3 separate regions of the Mus musculus genome follow, and all the other regions are linked to region 2. A link is a loop called in an ENCODE intact Hi-C map of the cell type or tissue named here. Cell type or tissue: left cerebral cortex. All regions are shown on one strand.

The links. Peaks named below come from ENCODE experiments on the same cell type or tissue, not always from the same donor. Only the 100,000 strongest peaks of a DNase experiment are listed, where the experiment ranks them.
Region 1: a loop joins it to region 2, with 2.3 times the contacts of the local background. A loop is called at or near these places in 4 of 42 quality-filtered maps.
Region 3: it touches region 2 in a loop (4-fold over the local background); 4 of 42 quality-filtered maps call a loop at or near these places.

What each region holds. Positions count from the first base shown.
Region 1 is chr12:28,781,332-28,789,331 of GRCm38, reverse strand. The region is part of intron 3 of Eipr1 (EARP complex and GARP complex interacting protein 1); the gene reads right to left. Among named protein-coding and RNA genes, the nearest start is that of Gm46345, 18 kb to the right of the region's middle. In left cerebral cortex, a CTCF peak has its summit at 4,815 (motif pointing right); DNase peaks (open chromatin) are centred at 1,530, 2,033, 4,756, 6,644 and 1 more place; H3K27ac peaks cover 1,949 bases.
Region 2 is chr12:28,827,292-28,835,291 of GRCm38, reverse strand. It overlaps Eipr1 (EARP complex and GARP complex interacting protein 1), which reads right to left. Exons shown (of 9, transcript NM_201357.3): 4 at 6,428-6,584. Among named protein-coding and RNA genes, the nearest start is that of Gm46345, 64 kb to the right of the region's middle. In left cerebral cortex, CTCF peaks have their summits at 3,742 (motif pointing right) and 5,627; a DNase peak (open chromatin) is centred at 3,758; H3K27ac peaks cover 246 bases.
Region 3 is chr12:28,769,705-28,777,704 of GRCm38, reverse strand. The region is part of intron 3 of Eipr1 (EARP complex and GARP complex interacting protein 1); the gene reads right to left. It overlaps Gm46345, which reads right to left. Exons shown (of 2, transcript XM_017315316.2): 1 at 4,560-8,000; 2 at 594-4,469. The coding sequence starts at 4,984. The coding sequence ends at 3,941. Among named protein-coding and RNA genes, the nearest start is that of Gm46345, 6.8 kb to the right of the region's middle. In left cerebral cortex, CTCF peaks have their summits at 3,696 (motif pointing left) and 6,488; DNase peaks (open chromatin) are centred at 1,862 and 3,664; H3K27ac peaks cover 1,747 bases.

The sequences.
Region 1 (8,000 bases), 46 kb after region 2:
AGCAGAGCCACGGCCCCACCTAGCATCACTACACACACTTAGAGGACAAGAGCTCAGGTTTTTATAATTAGAATCCACACCAGTGCAAAATGGGATGCTGTACTATATGACTATTTAAAAGTTCATTACATACCTGAATGCTTCTTGTGTACCCGTGTGCTGGGCACAGAATATCTATAGCTCCTATGCTGTCTGCTTCAAAAGTCATCTAGGATGTGCTAGGTGCTGAATGCATTATGATGTAGATCGAACCACATTTCAAAAGTGATGCCAGATATTTCAAAAATCCTTTGTCTAAATGCAATGCATGGCTCCTAAGATAATGGTTTTAAAAGCAACCAGAATTTTCCATCTATTCATCTTTAGTAAGAAACAAACATAAAATACACATAGAGTGATACAATGAGTCCGTAAAAGAGTGGTCCAGGATCTTGCCTGTGTTCTTTCTGTAATCTGTGTAACAAATCTGTAGATCCTGATTCTTCTAGAACAGGAGTTATCATCAAAGACACAACTGTTTACCGAATACAATAAAGCTAGACAGAGCCACGTGCCCTCAGGCAATACCACCCAGTGCTCTCCTGCTGACCCAGAGGTGACCGTGGGCTACACTTGGGCCTTGAAGCTCATATTGTCCTGCAGCCCCACTCCTGGACTTTGAAAGGATGCCTTACATCAAGACTTGTCCCTTCCAGCTATGTGCTAGCAACACTGGGAAAGGCCACTCTGCCAGTATGTAGAACTACCTGGGAAGTATTCCGATCGAGATGAAGCCAGCACATAGGGTCCACAGGATGCCTGTGAGCAAGACCCGTCCAGCAAGCAGATGGTTACTTGTACGTTTCTGTTAAAGGTTCATCTCTTTAACTTATAGTAAACATAAGAATCCGGTGCCTTCTGGATCTACTTCATTGAGCAGTCTGTGAGGGACAGCAGCCTAACCCTGACTCATATCCTTCTACTTCCTACGCTTTCTGTATATAAAGCTTTCTGTATATATGTGTTTCTTACAGAGGCTAAGAAATGTCCCCCAGAGTATTGAGCCTCAGGTTAGAATTGTCACCCAAATCCAAAGATGACTAACACTTGTACTTTCTCTGATTCTAGCAGTCCTGTAATGAATTGGAAACAGCCAGGCAAGAGCCCTCAGTCCCTCCACAGAGCATTGAGCAGAAGAAAACAATGCCAATGTAATAGATTCTAGTACTCAGAAAATCTTAACGTTTAAGACAGAGAAGGGAATATTTTGCCACACCCCCCCACAAAAAAACCAAAGTACAAAATAGACATCACATTATTGGCTTGATCTAGAAGACAAAATTATTAGTTGGAATAAAATAAGCTGAGTTTCCACATTTGTTTACTGTCTTGTTTAAACGAGTTATTTTAAACCAGTCATACCAAATGTCCACCTGAAGCACCGGCTGGCTTTCCAGCTCAAAGGAGCCACACTCCTCTCCCACATAACACGTCACTGCCTTTCCCGGGGGCCCTCTACATTCCCTTCACGCCCCCGAAGAGCGTCCTCTGAGGAGTCATCATACCCCAGCACTGTGGACTGACATGTCTGCCGAAGGCTAACCCAGCAACATCCTTGCATCACCCCCGCCCTCCACATGTTTCTCCCACACTACCAGGACCATCGGATGGTCCAGAAGGAAAGAGGTCAATGGACAGAGCGCGACTCCAGGTAGACTTGGGATGCACTGGTAAAGGGCAGCACTGAACAGAACACACTGGGAAGAAAAGGTCGTATGTAGATCGGAGCCAGCCTCCTATACTAACATCAGAGGCCAGCGTGGACTGGAACACAGAGAAGCCCTGCTTCACAGCCTGACAGTCAGCCACAACTGCCCTGAGGCCTGTGTGCATCCTAACCTCTACTCTGTGCCTGCCCGTGTCCAGGACATGTGAGCTAATGAGTGAGAGCAGGGCTGGGAAGGGGGCTGTGTGACCCTCTTAACATGCTGCAGGAGAAGACTTAGCGCTTAGATGTCAGCTCCACATGGAGTCAGGCTTCTCAACCACATGAGAATGAGACAGCACTGTTCATGTCACACACTTACTATGAGGCAGCACAGCGGAGCTCAGTGAACAGTAGGTGTCTGAGAAATCTCAGTGCCCAGCCCCCAACAACGACTGAAGGGTGCAGTCCCTTCTGTATCTGAGGTAGGTGTGGGATACTTGTGCCTACTACATTACTAGGTCCAACCAACTTCAGTTAACCTTGCTACATGGAAAACATAGGTTCCCCTGCTTGTCCAGGTACAGCAAACACTTCTCAATGCAGCTGGTAGCAACTATTTATCCACTACAGCTGTGCCTCAGCTCTGTCACTGCAGCGAAAACACCGAAAGATACTGTGAGCATCCACCCAGAGCACTGGCACGTCAGTGGGGCTCTACCCAGGGGATACATGCATACATTACATACATACATACATACATACATACATATGAGACACATGCTCACAGGTGCACACGCACACCTGAATACACAGCCATGTACTATTCTGGTACTACTTCTTAGATGTGATCAAATCATGAAGGACAGGCAATCTTATCCATCCATAACATGTCATCCCAACCTAGCAGTATTCATCCTAACAGCACAGGTAGAGGAATGGCCCGGGCAATAGAAACAAAAGACTGTTCTAGGCTCAGCACCACCAATCTGCGTCCAGCAATCTAGACCAACTGCCAAAGCATCCAGAGCCTAGGACGACAAACACAATGAATAGTTCAGACCACTCAGTTTCCAACACACTCTTCAACATAACTTCGAAGCCACACGATACTCAATAAGCCAGGCAGTAGGGCACAGGGCCAGTGAACTGGTGGATCTGGCCAGATCATTGCACGAAGACTGTAAGAACTAGGTCCCCTCTATTTCAGGTCAGAAGCACAGCAAATTCCTGCCATTTGCAGTTCAACCATGTGAAACCTCAACCAAAGCTTTTTACCTTTCAATGTTCCCATAAGCCCTGGGTTACCACTGTCTTTTTAGGACACCAAAGGTCTGTTAAAACAACGGCTTTCCCCCAGCAGGTGCATTTCTTACTACCCATAGGCAGTGTGTGGCCAACCTCTGATCCTCATCAGGCCTCCCTACATAGGCACCTACCACCTGCCACCCCCTGAATCAATGTACACTCACTCACTCTCATAGGCTTTGTTATAATTCGTTCCTAAAAGGGCTTGAGAGCCTCATAGGACGGTCTCTCCCCTTTCCCTCTCCCGCTCCCCTCCCCCTCCCCCTCTCCCTCTGACCCCGAGGCCTTGCATGTCTCTGTTCCCACCCCCAGACACTCTTACATGCCATTTTCTAACTAGCCCCTAGAAATCACACTGAATGGGCTCCAGTGATCCCATCCAAATTCTTTCTTGCCATTACCAATTTCCACCAAAAAAAAAAAAAAGAAAGGAAGGAAGGAAGGAAGGAAGGAAGGTGGGAGGAGAGGGAAGTAAGGAGGGAGGGGAGGGAGGGAAGGAGGAAGGAAGGAAGTAACGAAGGAAGGAAGAAGAAAAAGAAATAAGTCTGTCTTAGGAAGAGGAAAAACACTGAGGCCTGCTCTCATTTAGGAGGCTAGGGCCACCAAGTCTGCTTAGGATAGTCTAGGGAGCCCTGAGGTGCCTATGAACCCTCTGGAGTTTGAGACTCAGTTTCCATGAGATAAGGTATATGACAACAGACACCCATCTCTTTTCCCATCCTCCTCTCATTAACAAGCACAGAGCTTCACCCATGAACAAGCCACGGGATCTGTATGAATGCTGGGACCTCCCAATCCAGGCTGTGAAACCTGAGACCCTTTCCCTCCTTCCAGGGAGGTCAGGCTGATCAGCAAGTGGAGGGTAATTGTTGGGAACTGAAAAGGGGCCAGGACTATCACCTGCCTAACAGACCAGAACTGTGTTAGAAACAAAACAACTTTGAGAAGATACACCTGGTCTTGCAACACTGGTCTAACAGTTAGATCAAAATTCTTCCTCCCAATTCAGACTGACTAAATGTTGGCTCAGGTGACAAACTGAAAGGTGCAATATAGAAACAGTCACAGAGTCAAGGGAGGACTAATCATGTATCCCCCGATGTTTGATTCCACCATTTATATTACCCTGGGCCTCAGCTGTGGCAGGTGTTTTCATTAGAACACAAGGGAATGGGAACAAATGGGTCAAGAGGCCAGGAGGTGGGGCTGCGCATTAATTAGGACGTGACAGGACCACAGGAAGACTTGGGTAGAGGGAGCTGCCAGACGCAGTGAGGCAGAATGTAGGAGACTTTTTAATGGGGCTCCTGAGCCTGCACACACTGTAGCAAACTCTCCAGAGCGCAATGAACTCAAGACACTGCATACAGAATACTCCCTGGGCGGCCTGAGGTTTCCAAGCCATTTGAAAGCCTCTCAGTACACAGCAAGAGAAATCACTTCCTGAACTCCTAGCTCTAGCGCGATGAGGGCATCCCTGGCAGTACCTAGGAGAAAGATCCCAAGCCCTGCTTGCCGACTTCTACACTGGTGGCAAAGCACACACATGCCACCCTAAAGCAGACAGAGTGCTGATTTTAAAAACAGAAAACAGAATTTGAAACTAGATTGTCGACTCTTCCTCCTGAGTTGTTTGTAGAAGACTGTCTTCCAAGCCAGTCACACAGTGAACTTCACATGCATGACAAGGTGACCTGCAGGCTACACAGCTTCAAGCTGCTGCTCCAAATTCAGCATCAGCTTTACCACACCACCCACCTTCCCACTGGCACTCCCTGGAAGCCTTCTGTACTCATCGTGATAGCCACTAGGGGGATTCCCGGGCCTTGGCACACCACCATGCCCCTGCACCAAGGTTACTCTGGTGAACAGCTAGCTGTCTACTGCCTGCCTTCCCCACACAATTTCAAGGGAGGCCAGGACTTCACACTGGTTGGCCAACAGCTGTTCCAACGTGGCTGTACCCATAGCACAATGAACAGAAAGTAGGACAGCCTTAATAGCCAAAAGTGAGGTAGAAGGGAGGCTCTGAGGGTCCACAGCAAGGGATACAGGCCCTATGACCCAGCTCCTCCCCTTGTGAAATGCTATGAAGAGAGTCTCAGTCAGTCTGGCTGCTGTCAGCCTCACCACAATTTTATAGAACGCCAATTTGGGGATCTTACAAAAGCCTGATGTTGAATATACTTTTCGCTTTCAGCAATAATCCGTACAATATGAGCCTGAGAACTTTGGAGCTCTATGGAGGGAGGTGACGGAAGGAAGGGGCCAGAGGTAAGGTTATAGAGGGAGGGATGGTGTGGTCCTTGCAAGCCAGAGCCTGGGGTCTACACAAGCCCACTGTAGATGAGCCATCTGAGGGAGGGCCAACCCCCTGCCTGGGGTACAGAGAGCCAACAAGCCAGAGTAAACCTTATATTTGCCTCCCTCTTTCACCACCTCTGATGTGCACCAAGGACTTAGGCTTGATCACACTGATCTGGTGTGTGCCTTGATTTCAGGTGAGTGCCAAGGGGGTCAAGCCAGGGCCTTGGAAGGAAATGGGAGATAATGTGCTCTTGGTGGGATGAGGAGATGAGAAAAAGGCAGACCTTGCTAGCATGTAAAACCCTAGGGTCTCAATTATCAGGTGCCACAGCAAGAGCCTGAGCGGTCCCTAGCCACAGCTCCTAGGAGGGCATGCTGCCTATCCCTGGTGCATACAATCCCTCTCCACCAGCCCAGGAGGCCCCAGCAGGAGCACTGAACACAGTCAGTATTTCATCTGTGCCTCGTGCTGTCAGCTCCTGTGGTTCTAATTTCCCGAGGATGTAGTGCTGACATGATCTACGCTCTTCCTGACATTTCACCTTCCTCTGCTGAAAAATTCATGCTAGTCCTCATGTAGGACGATCTTGCCCAAGCATAAGGCAGGAGATGTATGCTGGCCACCCTCACTCATATCTGCTGCCATTTGCCCTTCTGCAACCATGGATGGAGCTCAGAAAGTCGTCGTTTGCAGACTTTAAAGCCTCTAATTTACCGACCAGCTGCCAGGGTTCTCTGTTAATTTTAAGGACATAGCCCATCTTTACTCTTCCTGAAGTCCAGCTGCTGAGGTTCCCTAGCTTCACAGCATTGCCTCTTCTACTCCCGCCACTTTGTCTGCTGAGACAAGGGTCCAGAGTGACAGGCAGAAGAGCCTGAGGAGAAAGCCTAGGCAACCTTAGCTTCAGTCTGGGGGCTTGTCTCGGTTGCCTTGGGCCTGCTGCTGTTTCTATTCCTGAACCTTTCCTGACCCTAACCAGTACCCTGGAAACAAGCCTGATCCCAAAGACCCTAGCTGTGTGTTCTGATGAGGTCACTCTGATGACCTCCAACACCCATAATGCCTGCCCTGGCTCACCTTATCATGCCCAGTCTCACACTGTGAAAGCTCCAACCCTGCATTGCCTACCTAGCTTCCTTCACACTACCTTGCCTTAGACTGCCTGGAGGCTCAACCTGAGGTGCTCACCAAACTGCCAGTCAACCTCCTTTTATCCACAGGACCAGTGCAAAGTCCATCACTCACTCACAACTTCCCTGGCAAGTTACCCAACCACGTCCACACAGCCCTTCCAGCTGTATGACACAGAGCATACGAACAGAAATGTATACACCTCCGCATCATTTCTCACCATCCCCATGTCTTCACCACCACCATCACCTCCCACCATCCTTAACTCTACCCCTGCCAACATCACCACCACCACCATCCCTACAAACACCAGTAATCCACCATCACCAGCATCCCAACTACCACCACCATCCTCACATTATCCCGCCATCATCAGAACTATGACTCTACCTGGCCCTCACCATCTCACCCCCACCCCATAACCACCATTTACATCATCACTCCCATCACTCCCACCCCACCCTCAACACACTTCAAACGACGAATGAGGCCAAGCACAATGTGAACTCACAGATGACAATTACACCTGATTTTTCATACTCATGAACAAAGTCATGAGTCAAATGCATGATCCAGCCAACAATGTACTCTGAATATAAAAGTGGTCCCATAAGTTTATAATAGAACTGAAGAGTTTCTGCCACCTAGTGATTACTGTTGCCACCATAATGTCACAACAAAATATATGACAAATTTGCAGTGGTACTGATGTGAATGAAGCCATTGAAATGCCAGTCTATAAAAGTCACAGCACATAAACTCGTGTATAGTGCACAGTACTGGATAACCATCAATTATGGTATTAGATTCTGTACTTACTAGATTTCTACTATTATTTTTTAGTGTATTCCTTCTTTTCTTTTATTTTTTTCTTAAAAGTCAGAGTCACCTTTCGAGCCGTGGGGTTTTTGGTTTTGTTTTTATATACCTGTAATTCCAGCACTCAGGAGGCTGAAGCAAGAAAATCCTGACTTTGAAAGCATTTGGCTTCAGCCAGGGCTGTATTAGTGAGACTGTTCCAGATCACCGTGAAATGCCTATGGAGATCCTGTCCCAAACAAACACAATCAAAACTAAACTAAACAAAACTCCAAATCAGAATGCAGTGTCCTAACAGCAACAGACTTGCCCCCTTGGTATTATGAGGTCTCTCTTTGTTTTAGGAGTGATGACCCTCACCACCCAGCTCTGTGTACATAAGCTCTATGCCCTTTGTGCAGAAAGACAGCCCAAGCAACATGTTTCTCAGAGAACATCCCACCTTCTTGCAACGTCTGATGCTCTGGACTGAATCTTACTTCTCATGGCCGAGGCATGCATGGTTCATGAACAGAGATCTCCTTCCTCAAGCTACCTGCTCTTCAGTTTCAAGCTTTTCTGTCTTAATTGGGGTTTCCTTTTCACAGGAAAGTCTTTTAATAATTGTTTTCTCCCTCAAGAGCTAGAACAGAAATAACTTCAAGCCAAGCCCACAGAGGAAGCTCTACAGCAGACACTGGCTGCTCAGCCAGGCTCCTTCACTCTGGAATCTACTTTACAAAGGAGGCTCGACCTCTTCTGGTCACAACA
Region 2 (8,000 bases):
CCATGAAACCAGTGCTATAAACAGGGGAAACAGCCGATGGTTCCTGCCATCCTTTCCACTCCAAACTAAGTTTTATTTATTTATTGTTCATAAAAAACACCTACTTTTTATCACACTCTATCAAAAAATGAAGACATAAACAATATTAACAAGTCAAGAATACAGTAGCACACAGCCAGTAGAAATGTGCTCTGTCCCTATATAACCATGATGCAAAAATCACAAGCAAGGGCTGACTGTAAGTAAAACCCAATAAAGTTATAGCTGAGGTCCTTTGAAGAAGTCACCAAGGGCCACAGGAACAGGATAATGGCTCCAACTGAGCAAGTTTTATGTTCAAACAAAAACACACTTTTCTCTAAGTATGTGAGCCCAAAACTAATGATTTTCCATCAGCACCTTGGAAGGGACAGTTCCGCCACCATCAAGGAACTCTCAAGGCAATCCCAACACAGCTTACATTGGCACTCTCCATACAAGCTCCTCATTTTCCCTGATCACAGAAGGGCAGGGCAGTCCCCACAGGTCTCACTGCATGAGAAGCAGCAGCCACAGCTGCCAGGCTCTCCACATATTACGTACTGAGTAGGGAAGGGTAAGAAAGGCTTCTTCCTATGTAAGTCAACTCTTTTAAAAATAATATTACATAAGAAAGTCAATGTAATAATTTTTTCCTCAGATCACAGAACAATGCTCCTGTGTCACACAGATCTGGTTAGTAAACGTCACACACGTGCTATAAGGATTGAAAAGGCAGTTTTGAGAACCACATCAGAAAGTCAACAAGCCCTTTGATCTCTCTGCAGAAGTGCAGGGCCTTTACGCTGTAGCATAAGAAACACTTCCAGTAACAGAGCTGTGTTGATATGTTGCCTGGAAACTTTCTGACAGGCGAGCCATGTAACTTCTGACACCAGGTGACTTGGTTATTAAAAGTCTGTTTACTCTGACATCTCACTGGGACAAACTTATGGCGCTATCAACTACATAAATTCCACTTTCAGGGAGACAGAAAGCTAACGGCAAACACAGCCTGGAGGTGAGGCAAACCAAAGGTGATTATGTCAGGTGGTTTTCTCCTCTTTGGAGTACAACATACAGTTAGCAACTCAGTAGAACTACACAGTATGTACACTCAACTCAACTGAGAGAAGCCTTCCACCAGTGAGAACTCAAGAGCAGAGAGGGCCAGAGTCTGAGTACAGCAGGGAAGCTCTCCCACCCCCATTAACCATGCAAGAGACGCACAAACTCAACACCTACCCCTGGATACACTGCTGCTTGGGGTGGGACAGGGTTGAAGGATGGACAGGGCATACAGAGCTCTATGCTAGAGCCTGTTCCTGTCTTAGAGCTGAACAAGCAGAGCTGGCTCAGGTCATCTTAATTATCGTGGGGAATTCAAAATCCACAGCGGCCTAACGTGGCTCAGACTTAGAGCAGCCTCCTCTACACTCTCCGCATAGGAGTCCAGCCAAGAGTCAGGAAGAGCACTCCGAGCCCAAGTGATGCTCCCCTAACTTCCAAGAACACATTACATAACTCCAAAGACTCTTGTTCCTAGGTCTCACCAAACTCAAAGGTAGCCTTTAAATTACAGCAAACTTTGAAATAAAGAACAAGCTAATATAGGAGGATCAGAAGCCCTTCTGATCATCCAGGCAAGTCCTTCTTTGTCTTCTCATCTCTCACCTCCTTAGGAGTGGCAGCCATAGAGAAACATCCTAACACATAGGATCACCATACCTTTAGATTTAAAATTGTTATTGGACCTCAAGCTTCAATAACAGACCTTCAATACCACTGATGGCCTCATCAAAAGCAACCAGGCCCTGGGAGCTCAACTTCCTGTGTATACAGGAAAACACAGTGACAGGAGCCATCAGTGAGCGGGGCAGAGGGACTTACTTCATCAGACCCCAGGTCTGCAGGGAACACATGCTTGGATTTTTTGACATTGAGTCTGATGGGAATGAAATTCTGCCATTAAAAGCTGCCCAGTCTGCAGCACTTGGTGGTAGCAGCCAGAATTGACTAGCTTCCTTCCTTTCCACAGGACACAACTGTGCACTCTCTGTTTCTTTCCGTGTTCTGATTGACACTTGGTTCAGAAAAGGACCAACAAAAACACACTCTTGAAACATTTTTTTACAGAAAACATGAACTAAATTTTGAGGAGAATATAAATTTCTCTTTGCTATAAATAATGACCTATACTTTCTACACTGTATTTTCAGATTTCTGTATTTGATTCTTTCCAGGAAATTCTGTCTGTGATTGCATATTAATACTTAACTTTTCTAATACTCATATGGGCAAAGGATAATGACACAGAGCCCCTTTTACAGTGTTTCTGAGAAAATACCAAAGGACATTTATAGTATTCTTTGACATCATAGAACTGTCCGTTTCCTCAGCAAACTAAGCAGCAATCTAAGAGACAAGTTTGGTACTGAGCAATAGTCAGGAATCAGCTTCTGAGTATCTGCTTAGGGACTACAGCAACACCGAGATGACTCTTCTACAGTCGTGGCTGATCTAACGATGACCTGCGGTGATCACCGGCAGATCTCTGCTGTCTTGGGGCAGTCAGAGCACAAACTTCTGAAACCCTCCCTTAAGCAGCTTTACAGGATTTTGGACAACCATCAACTTTCTCCTTTCACCGTTTGGCAGCATCCTCTGTTTCCTAATATAAACCAAACTCAGAAAGGAAAGAGACACCGGGCCAGGTCTTCTACTCCTGACAAATACTCAGGGTCCCCTCCCTCTCCTCTCTCAACACCATTCCTGCCCTTTACTTCCTAATCACCATCTTGCTGTACACACCAGCCCTCCCGGGTGTCCCGCATGCTCAGCCTGGCTGGCATTTCAGTGTGATATTTACTCTAGCCCTAGGGGAGGGGTCTTCTTCTCTAGCAGCTGGCTTGGGCAGCAGGGGTCAGTTGGCTGTGCAGCGCCACAGTTATTCAGAATGCTACCAGTGAAATAAATACCTGCATGGCGCTGCATGCTTAAGAAACTATGACACCTACACAAGCCAGACCCTGGACAGCTAGGGGTGGTATGTGAACATATCACAATGGGCTTCAATTTACATACATCTTCAAAGCTTCTGACTAATAAGGCAACTTCTATGAAAGATATCTGTATCACCCAAGAGAGTAGTTTGCAGAACTGTTCCATACACTACTGGTGGGAGCACACACAACACAATGTACTGAAGTTTTTATTGTTTTGGCTTTTCATCTGTTGGACAAAATGCTCACTAACAAGTAGCTGGAGAGCTCCTGATCACCAGAAGGAGACAGGGAATGGCAGAATCACCCTGTTGTGGCTAATTGGCCATTAGAACCATGGTGACGCGGCTACATTATATGACTCTTGGTAGGTAATCACCTCCTTCCCTTCTCACAAGTTGGGTTCCCGGAAACCTCCCCTTTATCAGGAACCCCAAACATGCTGGGATATACCAACTGGGCATGTATGAAGTTCTAGGAAGCATTCAAGCATGGTGGCCTAGAGTTAATACACATACTGCATTGTAAACCATCATGTAAGTATCAGTGTAGCCACGAACTCAAGGAGAACTGCACAAAACATAAATGGAAGATCTTTTTAAAGACCATCCTCAGGCTGGAGAGATGGCTCAGTGGTCAAGAGCACTCAAAGTCTATTCTCAGCATCCACATGGTGCTTCACGCCATCTGCAGCTCCAGTGTTAGTGGATCCTCTTCTACCCACCAGGTGGCACCAAGCACACATGTGGTACAAAGACATATGAAGGCAAAACACTGGAAGCCTTCTCTGATGAGGTGAAGTGTTCCCAACACCTGAGACAACAGCCAGATTCCAAGTGATGACAGCTACTTCTGCTCCTGTGGTAGTGAAGCCACAAACCCAACAGTCCTGTAAGGAGTCAGCAAGCCTGTGCACTCTGCTTCACGCCCCAGGCTGCAGAACACTGGCAGATCTTTCCACAGGATCACTGGAGAAACATCCCTGGCTCACTGACCAGGAAGCTCTACTGCAGTGGTGAGTCATTTCTTGCCACTGGGCTGAGCGCTGTCCGTGGTGCTAAAGACACAGCCTTGCCCCTGACCAGACTCAGCACTTACAGGGAGCATGCTTAGGAAGATTGGGGACAAGAGCCCAGGACTATTTGCATCTTTTCACACGCTGGGCTGCAAGCCTTTCCTATTAGAAGAAAGACTCGGGGGCTGGTGAGATGGCTCAGAGGTTAAGAGTGCCGACTGCTCTTCCAAAGGTCCTGAGTTCAAATCCCAGCAACCACATGGTGGCTAACAACCATCCATAACAAAAATCTGATGTCCTCTTCTGGAGTGTCTGAAGACAGCTACAGTGTATTTACATATAACAAATAAATAAATATTAAAAAAAAAAAAAAAAAAAGAAAGACTCATCCCTCTCTGCATCCAACTCCTCTTTGCTAGAGACCCAAACAAAAGCAGGCGTGTGACTGCTCAAGGACAGGCTGTTCTGCTGACATGGCTTCAAGGAGCGAGGTCCCTGACTTGTTCCCTTAGTGAGAGGATCAGACACACTTCTGACCTGTAGGGCACGAGCAGCAGCAGAGACAATACTGGGGTACTGGGACCTGAGCTCCCACACATAAGCACAGGTTGTTTATGAAACTTCTGGTGATGGTGAAGTCACTGGTGTTCTGCCATCATGCAGTTTCCATAGGAACCCAGCTGAAGGGTGCACAGGGCTCCCAGGTCATTCCTACAACTGCTAGTGGGACTGTAATTACTTTCAAGTAAAACACTTAAAACATGCAAATGTGAGAAAAGTGTGCAAGGATGGCACTGGGAAACCAAAGAGAGGGTGAGCTACTTTGAACGATAATACCAAGGTCAAACTCAAGAGCACTCAGGAGAGCCAACAACCACACGCACTGGGTCAGCCGCTGTAGCATGTTCACAGGCAGAACATAACCAGGCAAGCACTTTCATACCCAGCTTCCTACAGTGCCCCTCGGAGTGGTGTATGACTAGAGTACTTGTATGCTGGAAGTCAAGGAAGCTGCCCCCAGGTGCCTCATCCCCGGTAAGCTGGGAACCTTCTGGATAGGACTGACCCTCTCTAAGTGACAGCTCACCTGCCCCAGCTCCCTAGTGCTGCTGTGCCTCTAGAGACACATATACCCATGACAACCATGGCCACATACCAAGGTCTGCTTAATCTGCTAACACAATCACTGTGTGACATGAGCTCTGCAAGAGAGCTCTGTAATGCGCAGACTCTGTACTCAGGCAGCAGAGTGACAGCACACAAATGTTCGCGCCTGCAGCTTAAGGACACACTGGCTTCCCTTGCCTGTGAGACTGGGTGGTGTCAGTACTTAGAGCGCCTCTGGACAAGCAAATGGCTGCTGACCAAGTAGAAACAGTAGCCACGCAAACAAATCCTCTAGGGCTAGCACTGAAGCCATGAGAGCCCCACACAGTTTGGCTGTGACAGAGTGACAGACTGGTCCCACGGTGCCCAATTCCAAGTACTATCTCCAGGTGAGTCCTCTAGCAAACATGACTCACCACTTCCTGTTGGGGCACAGTACACACTCATGACAGCCAGGGTATGTTACAGATTCATGGCAGGCTGCTGTGCTCAAGGTCTCCTCTAGGGGAGCATGACTCCTGAAGATCAGGTCCCCTGATGTTCAGCCATCATCCTTGAACCCTGGCAGAGTGTGTGCAACAGCTGTTTAATACAGTTTGCTGGGTTGGATTTATTTAATGGGGTGAGCTGACCGCTTGTTGTGGACCCATGTCTCCTCACAGAAATGTTCACATGGGTATGGGCAATCGCACTGAAGTGTATGGTACCAAGTAAAGAGACAGTCCCTGCTGAGAAAGACAGGCAGTGGTGTCTGAAGCCATGGCCACTGTGTGGAGGGCCTAGGTAGATAAAGCCAACTTCTAACCACAAATAGTAGTCACATTTCTTCATCTTCATCTCCACACATGCCACAGGATTGACAGGAAATAAAAGGACAGAGAGATGGAGGGAACTGAGGACACTGCCAGGTGTGTCCTACCTTCCTATGAAGTCCACAGGAAGAGAAAGTTGTGTCTTTGAAGCTGAGGCAGTAGATTATTATAATGCTATATGGGGCCAGGCTAGTCTATTATTCTGTCAGGTGACTCCAGGCAATGCGATTTAGAAGAGGGAAAGGGTGGGAAATGTGTTCTTCAACACACTTGGCGGGAGGTGTTCTGTAACTGTAAGTACCCTAAAAACACCTAGGGCTAAAAGTGACAAGCGAGTGTAAACACTATAAAGAAAGAGTAACAGAAGTGGAGAGCAAGGGGGAGAAGCTGGATGAAGTGAAGGAAGCTGTGCACACACAGACCTGAGCAGCCTTTAGGCTTCCTCCCCATGTATGAACTATGTAGCATCCTACCAGGCCACGTTGCCTTGGGCCGAGTTGTCAAGGTGACAGAGCAGCTCCAGGGTCTGAGCAGTGCTTGCAGGGTCGTCAGGGGACTCGTGGCTACCGGATTCTAATTCCTTGGGCATCCTCCACACAGCTGCACACGCCTGGACTCGACTGTCTGTAGCTAAACAAAAGAGAAATGTCAACAGAGCTCTGTCCACATACACTCAACACTTACATCAGCCTATAAGCTCCTGGAAATACTAACGTGCAGTCCGCCCAACCTGAGTAGCAGGGAACTCACCATCCCTGGCTGGTAAGCCATCACTCTCCTCAAACTCAGTTTCCTCCTGTTCTTTGACAGTGTTTTTTAAGAAAGGGAACGAGATAAAGGCACTGCCATAATTGCCAGGCCATGCTTGGGGTTTCTATTCATAGCCTCATGGGATCACAAACAAATGTCAAACACTGAGATGTTCTTCATTTGTCAACTGTTCGGCCATAGTTTGCCTGAAATGACCTATGTCTGGGCCAAGAGGGCAGGATTACTTAAAAGAGCTACAAGCTGAAATCCATGTCTGTTTCTCACGGCAAGCTAGTGTGTGGCAGGAGAGCAGCCAGGACCCAAGGACACCTGCACAGTGCCCTCTGTGAACATGACCTGTTCTCCCAGCTCCCATTGCAGGGGCTTCCTACCATTCTCAGATCCTGAACACCCAGTATTCTAAAGGTACTCCAGAGATCTGGGTATTGTGAGTAGCCTGAGAAGTCATGAATAGATAAAGAAAATAAACTCATCTTGAAAGAGTAGACTCACAGCTCTCCAGGCATGTGCCAGAACAGGCCTTGGGAACTCCAGAAAATATCTTAGAAGAGAGAGTTTTAAAACACGATTTTAATTAGATTTTGAGATATAATTTTAAAATTTGGTTTTATTTTGTTTGAGTTGGTTTCATTGTTTCTGTTTTCTGAGACAATCTCATATAGTCCAGGCAGGCTTTGAACTATCTATATAACCAAGGATGGTTTTGAACTCCTGATCACCCAGTTTCCACTTCCCAGGTACTGGGACTGCAGCACCACCACTCACTGGAACAGCATCCTTTGGCCTTAAAGATTACCTCAATGAACAGTCCCTGGTATGAAATCTGCTCTGTGGGGTCACCAGGACCCCAGTGGGAAATCAACTGCTCTGTGGAGTGACCGGGGTGGGGGTGGGGGGTGGCAGGGTCATGAGATGTCCAAGCAGTTGTTCTGTGGGATCCTCTAGGTCAGGTCCCTGGTGTGAAAGTAGATGCTCTGTGGAGCGATCATCTGTCTTACCTCAGCTGCTGACCAGAGTCCTTGCTCAAGTCAGTAAGCAATGAAACTGTGCTTGTGGCATAATAATTCCACTTTCTAATAAGCTCTCTCCCTTCAATGTCCATAGCCAGCAGGTCCACTCTGCTTACTGAGTGCCCTTCCTCTCTGTTTACCCTGTATTATTACCCTAGCTAACACCCACACCTGAGCCTACCTTGACATAACATAGAGCAACTGTGGACCAGCCAAGGTAATACTACTGTTGATAGACTATACACCTGCTTCATTTATCATACCA
Region 3 (8,000 bases), 58 kb after region 2:
CACACACACACACAGTATAACTTTTAAAAAGCAGGCATTGAACGAAGACCAAAGTGTGGACACTTTACCCTTTCTTAGAATTGGGAACAAAACACCCATGGAAGGAGTTACAGAGACAAAATTTGGAGCTGTGACGAAAGGATGGACCATCTAGTGATTGCCATATCCAGCGATCCATCCCATAATCAGCTTCCAAACGCTGACACCATTGCATACACTAGCAAGATTTTGCTGAAAGGACCCAGATATAGCTGTCTCTTGTGAGACTATGCCGGGGCCTAGCAAACACAGAAGTGGATGCTTACAGTCGGCTATCGGATGGATCACACGGCCCCCAATGGAGGAGCTAGAGAAATTACCCAAGGAGCTTAAAGGGAACTGCAACCCTATAGGTGGAACAACAATATGAACTAACCAGTACCCTGGAGCTCTTGTCTCTAGCTGCATATGTATCAAAAGATGGCCTAGTCGGCCATCACTGGAAAGAGAGGCCCATTGGACTTGCAAACTTTATATGCCCCAGTACAGGGGAATGCCAGGGCCAAAAAGAGGGAGTGGGTGGGTAGGGGAGTGGGGGGGTGGGTATGGGAGACTTTTGGGATAGCATTGGAAATGTAAACGAGGAAAATACCTAATAAAAAAATTTTTTAAAAAAAGCAGGCATTAACTAGGTAACCCATAATTTGTTATCAGATAAAGTACTTGTCTTCATGTCTGACACCGAAGCACTGAAAAGTATCACTGTGTCCTTGTTGCCACCACCATTTTCATTGACATTGCGAGGCTCCTTGTGTGTAAAACAAGAATAATGGAAATAAGGAAAGTCATGTGACTTGTCCTGCTTACCCTCTGAGCTTCTCATAGCCGCTTCAGTCAGGCCACTCTGCAGTCTTCCGCCCTCACCAGACAATGCTGTCCACTCTAGGTGGGGCCACAGAGCCATTTAGACAGGCCTTTAGCATCACTACTTTCGGTCCACATACATCAAGAGACTTGGAAATGAGCTAGAGATAGGGAATTCATTTCTTTATGCTATGTTTATCACTAACTATTGATTAAAACAGGCAGCATTGAAATTTTAAAGAGAATAAAATTTAGGCTATTCATACCCAAAAGGAGGCCTCATCCAATTAACATAATGACTGTTTGCCAAGATCACAACCACAGGGACCTGGGGGAGTTGACGTGGGGTGGATATCTCATCTCTCACCACAACAAGTGGTGTCAATGAATCAATATATACAAACTCCAAACCAAAAGAAGTCTACGAAAAGTACCATCCAATGTCCATGCAGGGACACACTTAACTCTCCATCCCCTCAGTTCCTCCCAGGGCAGTCATCTTCAGCACACAGCTCTTCCAGAGAAGGCAGCTCAACCAATGTGACATTTGCTTATCCCAGAAAGACTAAGACTCATTAGATAAGGAAATGAAATTCATGCTAATTCAGTCAGGAATAAGCTGCACATTAAGAGTTGCTCAAAGTCTTCATCACCTAGTGATGTCACCACACAACACATAACTCATGTGAGTACTGGTGTTTCATGCCACATACAACGACACACTCCAGTGAAAATTAACTGTTTCTGGTTTATGTATTTACCACACTAATTTTTCATCTTCTTACCAAAGAAACACACATAGTGTTAAACAGACTACCGTGTCAGTGGGCAGCAGCGTTTTGATTGCACCACATCTTGGGCTAGATTTAGCCTTAAGTTTTTCTGTATTTGGCGCTAACAGAAGCAGGCTCTATGTCGTCCTCATGCCCTGTAGCCTGATGCCTGTGAGGCCACACCACCTAGGGTATGTAAGCACTCTCTGTGATGCTATGACGAGATCACCCGGCCACACAGTTCTCAGAATGTGCCTGCGCTGTTGAGTAACATGCTGCATTTAGGTTTAAACTTAAATATAACATGCTTCCTTTCAGAGCATACTGTAGTGTGAAAACTAGGATGGAATTGCAGACAAGGTCTGGCAGTGCTGAGACACTCACATTCAACATCTGAGGAAGGCAGGGGTTCTAAAAAGAAGCTGCCACCAACAGACTAATAGGGAGGGTGCCTGGGAGCCCCAGCACGGGAAGAGCCCCAAGGGTCTCCAGAGTGACAGGTCCTCAGCAGTAAGCTCTTGATTCTTCTCTCTTTTTCAAAGAACTCTTTCTTGGCCCAAGATCATGAGAAAAGCTAGCCCTGCCGTTTCCAAGTATATATTACCTTAAAACAAAGTTGTTATTCAGTCTTAATATCTGCTCAGCAAGCACGAAGGGAAGTAAGCAACGACAGAAGCCAGCACGCTTCAGAGATATGCAGCAGGGCCCCACGTGCAGCCAGGCATCCTCTGCTCCCACATTTAATTAGCATCCCCTCGACAGTGATCCTCATGGACTCTAATTGTTCTCCCTACCTCTCCCGGGTGCCATTCTCAAAGGACTCTTGATCATTTCATCTCAGAATTCTGGTTTTATAGAGAGAAGCCTTAAGATACTCTCTACCCAGGAAACCCTTCTTCTCTTAGCTCATTTTCACCAAGCAATCATTTAAATTGAAAAACATAATTCTTTTCTAACGTGGCACAGAGATAAAGGGGAAATGGTGGCTTTTAACAGGAGGTTGTACCTTGACCCGTGGATGTGGCCATTACTGTAATCAGAGCACTCAGGGTACTGGGACCAGCAGGGTATTGTGGATCACCTGCCTCAGCAACTCCAGGCTACAGATAAACTGAGCCAGAGAGACTCAAGCAGGAGAGCCCCTGGGATGTCCCTCCATGCTCCTCTGAAGAAGCTACATGCTCAACAGCAGGAGACACAGATGCAACAAGCATGGCTTAACTTCCCTCCCCAGCACTGCAGGAGGCCGCATTTCATGGATCCACGCATAAAGCTCAAGTGATAGCAGTTGCTCTGAAAAAACCATTTCACAGCCTCTAACCCACAGAGTGGGCAGTTACCTTTACCTCATGAGAAGACACAGCATTCAAATCACACCATTGCTGCTGGTCACATCTGTCTGTCCCTCTGGACCACATGCTCTGGAACCCTGTATTGGGGCTGTGTGTCCTCTCTCTGTCCTAGACACTACAGCTACACCTTCCTCACAGACCTGTCACAGGGCTCAATAATCCTTTCATTGCTTAAAATCAATACGGTTGACACTAGAAAAAGATATACCAGATCTACCCTATGGATCTGGCCCCTACGCTACAGCTGCCCTAAGAGTTCTGTGCTGCCTTTTAGAAGCTCCTGCTGACATTGCAGAAAGGCTTCATGAATAAGGTGTGCACATGGAGATCTAGAGGGTGAAGGCATACCACATTCCAGGTTCTGGCCAGACCACCTACCATATTCTAGCCATCCCAAGTACTAACGGCCCCTAGTACTGAGGAACCATCTATGAATTCCTGTGGTTTAGGAGTCAGGAATTAAATTCTCTACAGATCTGTGCCAACCCCATGAATGTACCCTGGCCACAAGAAGGGAGATGGCAGGAGTCAATCCAAGTCTGAGACACGTCTTGCATGCAAAGTCTGAGAGTCAGAGCACACTTCTACAAGGGTCAGAAGAGAAGGTTTCAGGAATGGCATGTGGCCATTCAGAGCAGCAGTAAAGATTGAGGCCACCAGAACACATAATGTGGGGACCCTGTGATGGGCCACAAGCAAGGACACAGTGTCAGGACAATGGTGCCCTCTACTGACTGTGAGATCACTGCTACATGGGTATCAGCAAGGATAGTATCAGCAAAAGCAGAACACACCACACACACTCACACACAGACGCTTATGTCAATGTATGGGTGCACATGTGTAAAAGAACACCATAAAACACATACTACACACAGTACACACATGGACAGTATGAACACACACAATACATGCTAAGTCGGAAAAATAAAAATGCTTTTAAAGCAGGATAGTTGGGTCTGGAGATATGGCTCAGCATGCCATAAGAGAGAGCACTTGCTGCTCTTCCAAAAGACTGGAGTTCAATTCCCACCTACCTTGGTAGCTCATAAGTGCATGTAACTCCAGTTCCAGAGGCTCTGGTGTCCTCTTCTGGTTTCTAAGGACACCCACACACATATGGCAGATATTCAGAGACACATGTACACATAAAGATAAACTAAATCTTAAATACATAAAACAGCAAAGTCTTTTCACTGGCATGTGTGCTTTCCTTCTCCTGTGAACTGTATGAAAACCTTGTGATGGACACGGACCTTGTGATGGACACAGACCTTGTGATGGACATGAACCTTGTGATGGACACGGACCTTGTGATGGACACAGACCTTGTGATGGACATGGACCTTGTGATGGACATGGACCTTGTGATGGACATGGACCTTGTGATGGACATGGACCTTGTGATGAGCACGGACCTTGTGGTGAACACGGACCTTGTGATGGACATGGACCTGTGATGAACATGAACCTTGTGATGGACATGGATCTTGTGATGGACCTTGTGATGAACATGGGCCTTGTGATGGGCATGAGCCTTGTGATGGACATGGACCTTGTGATGGACATGGACCTTGTGATGAGCACGGACCTTGTGATGAACATGGGCCTTGTGATGGGCATGAGCCTTGTGATGGACATGGACCTTGTGATGGACATGAACCTTGTGATGGACATGGACCTTGTGATGAACATGGACCTGTGATGAACATGAACCTTATGATGGACATGGACCTTGTGATGGACATGAACCTTGTCATGGGCATGGACCTTGTGATGGACATGAACCTGTGATGGACATGAATCTGTGATGGACATGGACCTTGTGATGGATATGGACCTTGGGATGGATATGGACCTTGTGATGGACATGAACCTTGTAAGTGAACATGAAGGCAGCCCAAGAGGCAAAATCCTCGTAAGGCTTAAAAGTCTACCGAAAACATATTTTGAGAAAGACAGACTACAAAAAGGTCTGGCAGACCAAAGGCAGTGAAATCTGTGAGTGCATATCATCACTGCCTTTACTTGAGTGACTGAACTTTTTCCAGATGGCAATAACACCACTTTTAGGATGAGCAAACAATCAAGACCTGTTATTTGTCACCACTGTCCTCAGGCCCCACCAGCAATTTGATACCATGTGCTAAGTACTCACAAGTTCTGTGTGCTGTCTACTATGGAAATATCTCCCCTTTGCTCATAGGGGCACATGCTCCTTAAGGAGTCATCAGTACAAGGGCTGGGGACGCAGCTCAAAAGGAACAAGATTTGCCTCACATGTGTGAGGTCCTGAATTCAGTCCCCAAGACTGCTAAAAAACTGATTAGTGCAAAAAGGTAGGGCTGGCCTTTCTATCTTCACTATCTTCAAACACCACCCTAAGTTTGAAAACTTTTTTTTTAGTCTTTACAGGCAATGGCTAAATACAGACCCACAGTGCACAAACCCCTTTGGATAACCTGTGACAATATGTGCCTACACATTCATCCTGGCAGAGATATAAGCAAAGACAGATGAGTCACAGTTTGGTGGTAACAATCCTCAGGTTTCTTTATCTTATTACAAGTTCTTGCCCCTCGACAAGAGTGAAGAGCAGCACTCAGCCCGTGAGACCTGTGAGACACTGGAGTTACAAGGGCCTTCTTTGCCTTTCCTCCCAATGACTAAAAGAGGTTTGCCATTTGCACTACCAGGCCATCCTATCACCCACATGAACTCTCAAGGCACTGGAGCACCTGTGTATCCATCAAGATGCCACCATTCTCAGACTTCCCGTGACTGTGGAGATCCTGCATATCCCAATTAAGACACAACCTGAGCACTGCTGTTGACAGCAGTGTCCAAACCAAGATTCTTACACAAGGGCACACCTGTCTAAGTGCATTCCATGTCTAACTCTCTTCTTAGAAGCTCCCTTCCCATGGTTCTCTCTCCCATCTTCAGTAAGATCCACTAAGAGTTTAGCACACAGGCAAAAAGTATACACAGACACTGACCGAAGGACACAAAATGATAAAAAGTGGTTCCCAAAGCCTGCTGGCCTCAAACCATCAATCTACTTTCCAGGCCTGTCCTCCCTACCAGCTGTGCACTGAGACACATCTTGAAAGCCTCAGCCTTGACTGAAAGATGCTGCCCCTCCCACCATATCACAAAAGGTGGGCTTCTCTACAAACATGCACACTAACAAATGATCACATGGAAGCCTAGTAGTTCATGGGCAATCTTCATATACAAAAAAAAAAAAAAAAAAAAAAGATATAAGCATTCACTTGCAAAGTACAATGGGTAGTTCTTCCTGAGAAGGCTGTTATATGCAGTCAGACATGGCAGAGCTGTGACCTGTAGAGCCAAGGTTTTCTAGAGGCATCTAGAGAGAAGAGTTGGGCACCTGTCCCCATGATGGTGAATGTCACCACAGATCATTTGAGTAGACTGAGTATACCACAAAGCATAGCTTCAAAGAGCAAAAAAATCTAAGAAGTTCAAGTTCACCAGCCCCTGCTGGCTGCGCTGAGAAGAGCTCGGCATTCTGGAAAACAGTGCTGCCCGCAGAGCAAAGCTGCAAACAGCATTCCTGGAATTCAGCCTCACATGCTGTCAAACTACACCCTTCCTAGAGACAGGGAGAGATGAGGAGAATTCTGAATGGTGGGCCAGGCTGCCTTCAACATGCAGTGGAAAGAGCTAGTCTCTCATCGGTCCTTGAAAGACTCAGCACAACTGGAAGAGAGTGATACACACGGCACAGTCAGCACTAAGACTTCCCCTTAACACCGATCTGCTGCTGTTGCTAACCGCTGCCAGGACAGCTCAAATCACTATCAGCACCATAATGCCTGAGGAGCTGGTAAGACCCAAGTGGAGAGCCAGCAAATCAGACATTCAGATCCAGAAGCCCTAGAAACCGAATTATATCCACAATCGGGGCTCACACTTGCCAGGGGACTCAGCAGGGGACCCATTAAGCCACCAGCATATACTCTGGAGCCTGGGAGCAGACAGTGCTGCCCCAAAGCCCATCTCTTTAGTGGTGAGGATATGAAAGTGTACAATGTGTACTGTGGTAGCAAACCCCTACAATGGGCAGCTGCTCCAAATCCCAACAATTGAGAAACATAAGGAAGAAAGTTAAAAAGAAATGTAGATAAGCTGAAATGGTATAGATTCAACAGGGGTTAGTCTACTTCAAGAACCAAAACCCAGTGGGAACTGCAAAGTGCTGCCTTGCTGACAGAAGACACAGCAAGGCTGCCTCTGCCTTGGCCTGCGGTATGAAGCTGGTCCCTCAACACTGGTAAGCAACAGATGGGATACTGTGGAAATGTGAGGAGAGCGCAATAAATTGAAGAAAGAGCTGTTGAGAGAAGGAACAACAATGATGACTGGAAAGCTCAGCTCTACACACCAAACGCTAAACAGGCTGACCTGAGGACAACCTGGAGAATGGCATGGAAGTGTGGCTAGGACACTGAGTCTATAACAACAGTGAGCACACGGAGCACCCGGAGCACAGTGAGCACAGTGAGTACACGGAGCACAGTGAGCACAGTGAGCACAGTGAGCACAGTGAGCACACGGAGCACAGTGAGCACATGGAGCACAGTGAGCACAGTGAGCACAGTGAGCACACAGAGCACAGTGAGCACACGGAGCACAGTGAGCATAGTGAGCACAGTGAGTCGATTGAGCTCAGTGTGCCTAGGAGTAGAGTTCACCTGGGAGGAAAGTGGATCCTGAGGTGATAATAAAGCCCAGGAGACCCTGGTCCTGAGGACTCCAGACAGACACCGAGTGAACACTTGAAATCACCATGGACTGGCTTTGGCTGCTTTCCATCTGCCTTTTGAATGGAATGTCATAGTGACCATGCCTGGCCACCACTGTGTACAGTATGTGTTCCAGGCTGCCAGCTGGAGAAACCCTGTGCTGACAATACCATCAGAGTAAGCTCTGCACCCACCACCTCAGATCCTGCACCCTGGATAACCAGCAGGCCCTGTGGCTGCGTCTCTGGGGTCAAGAACTG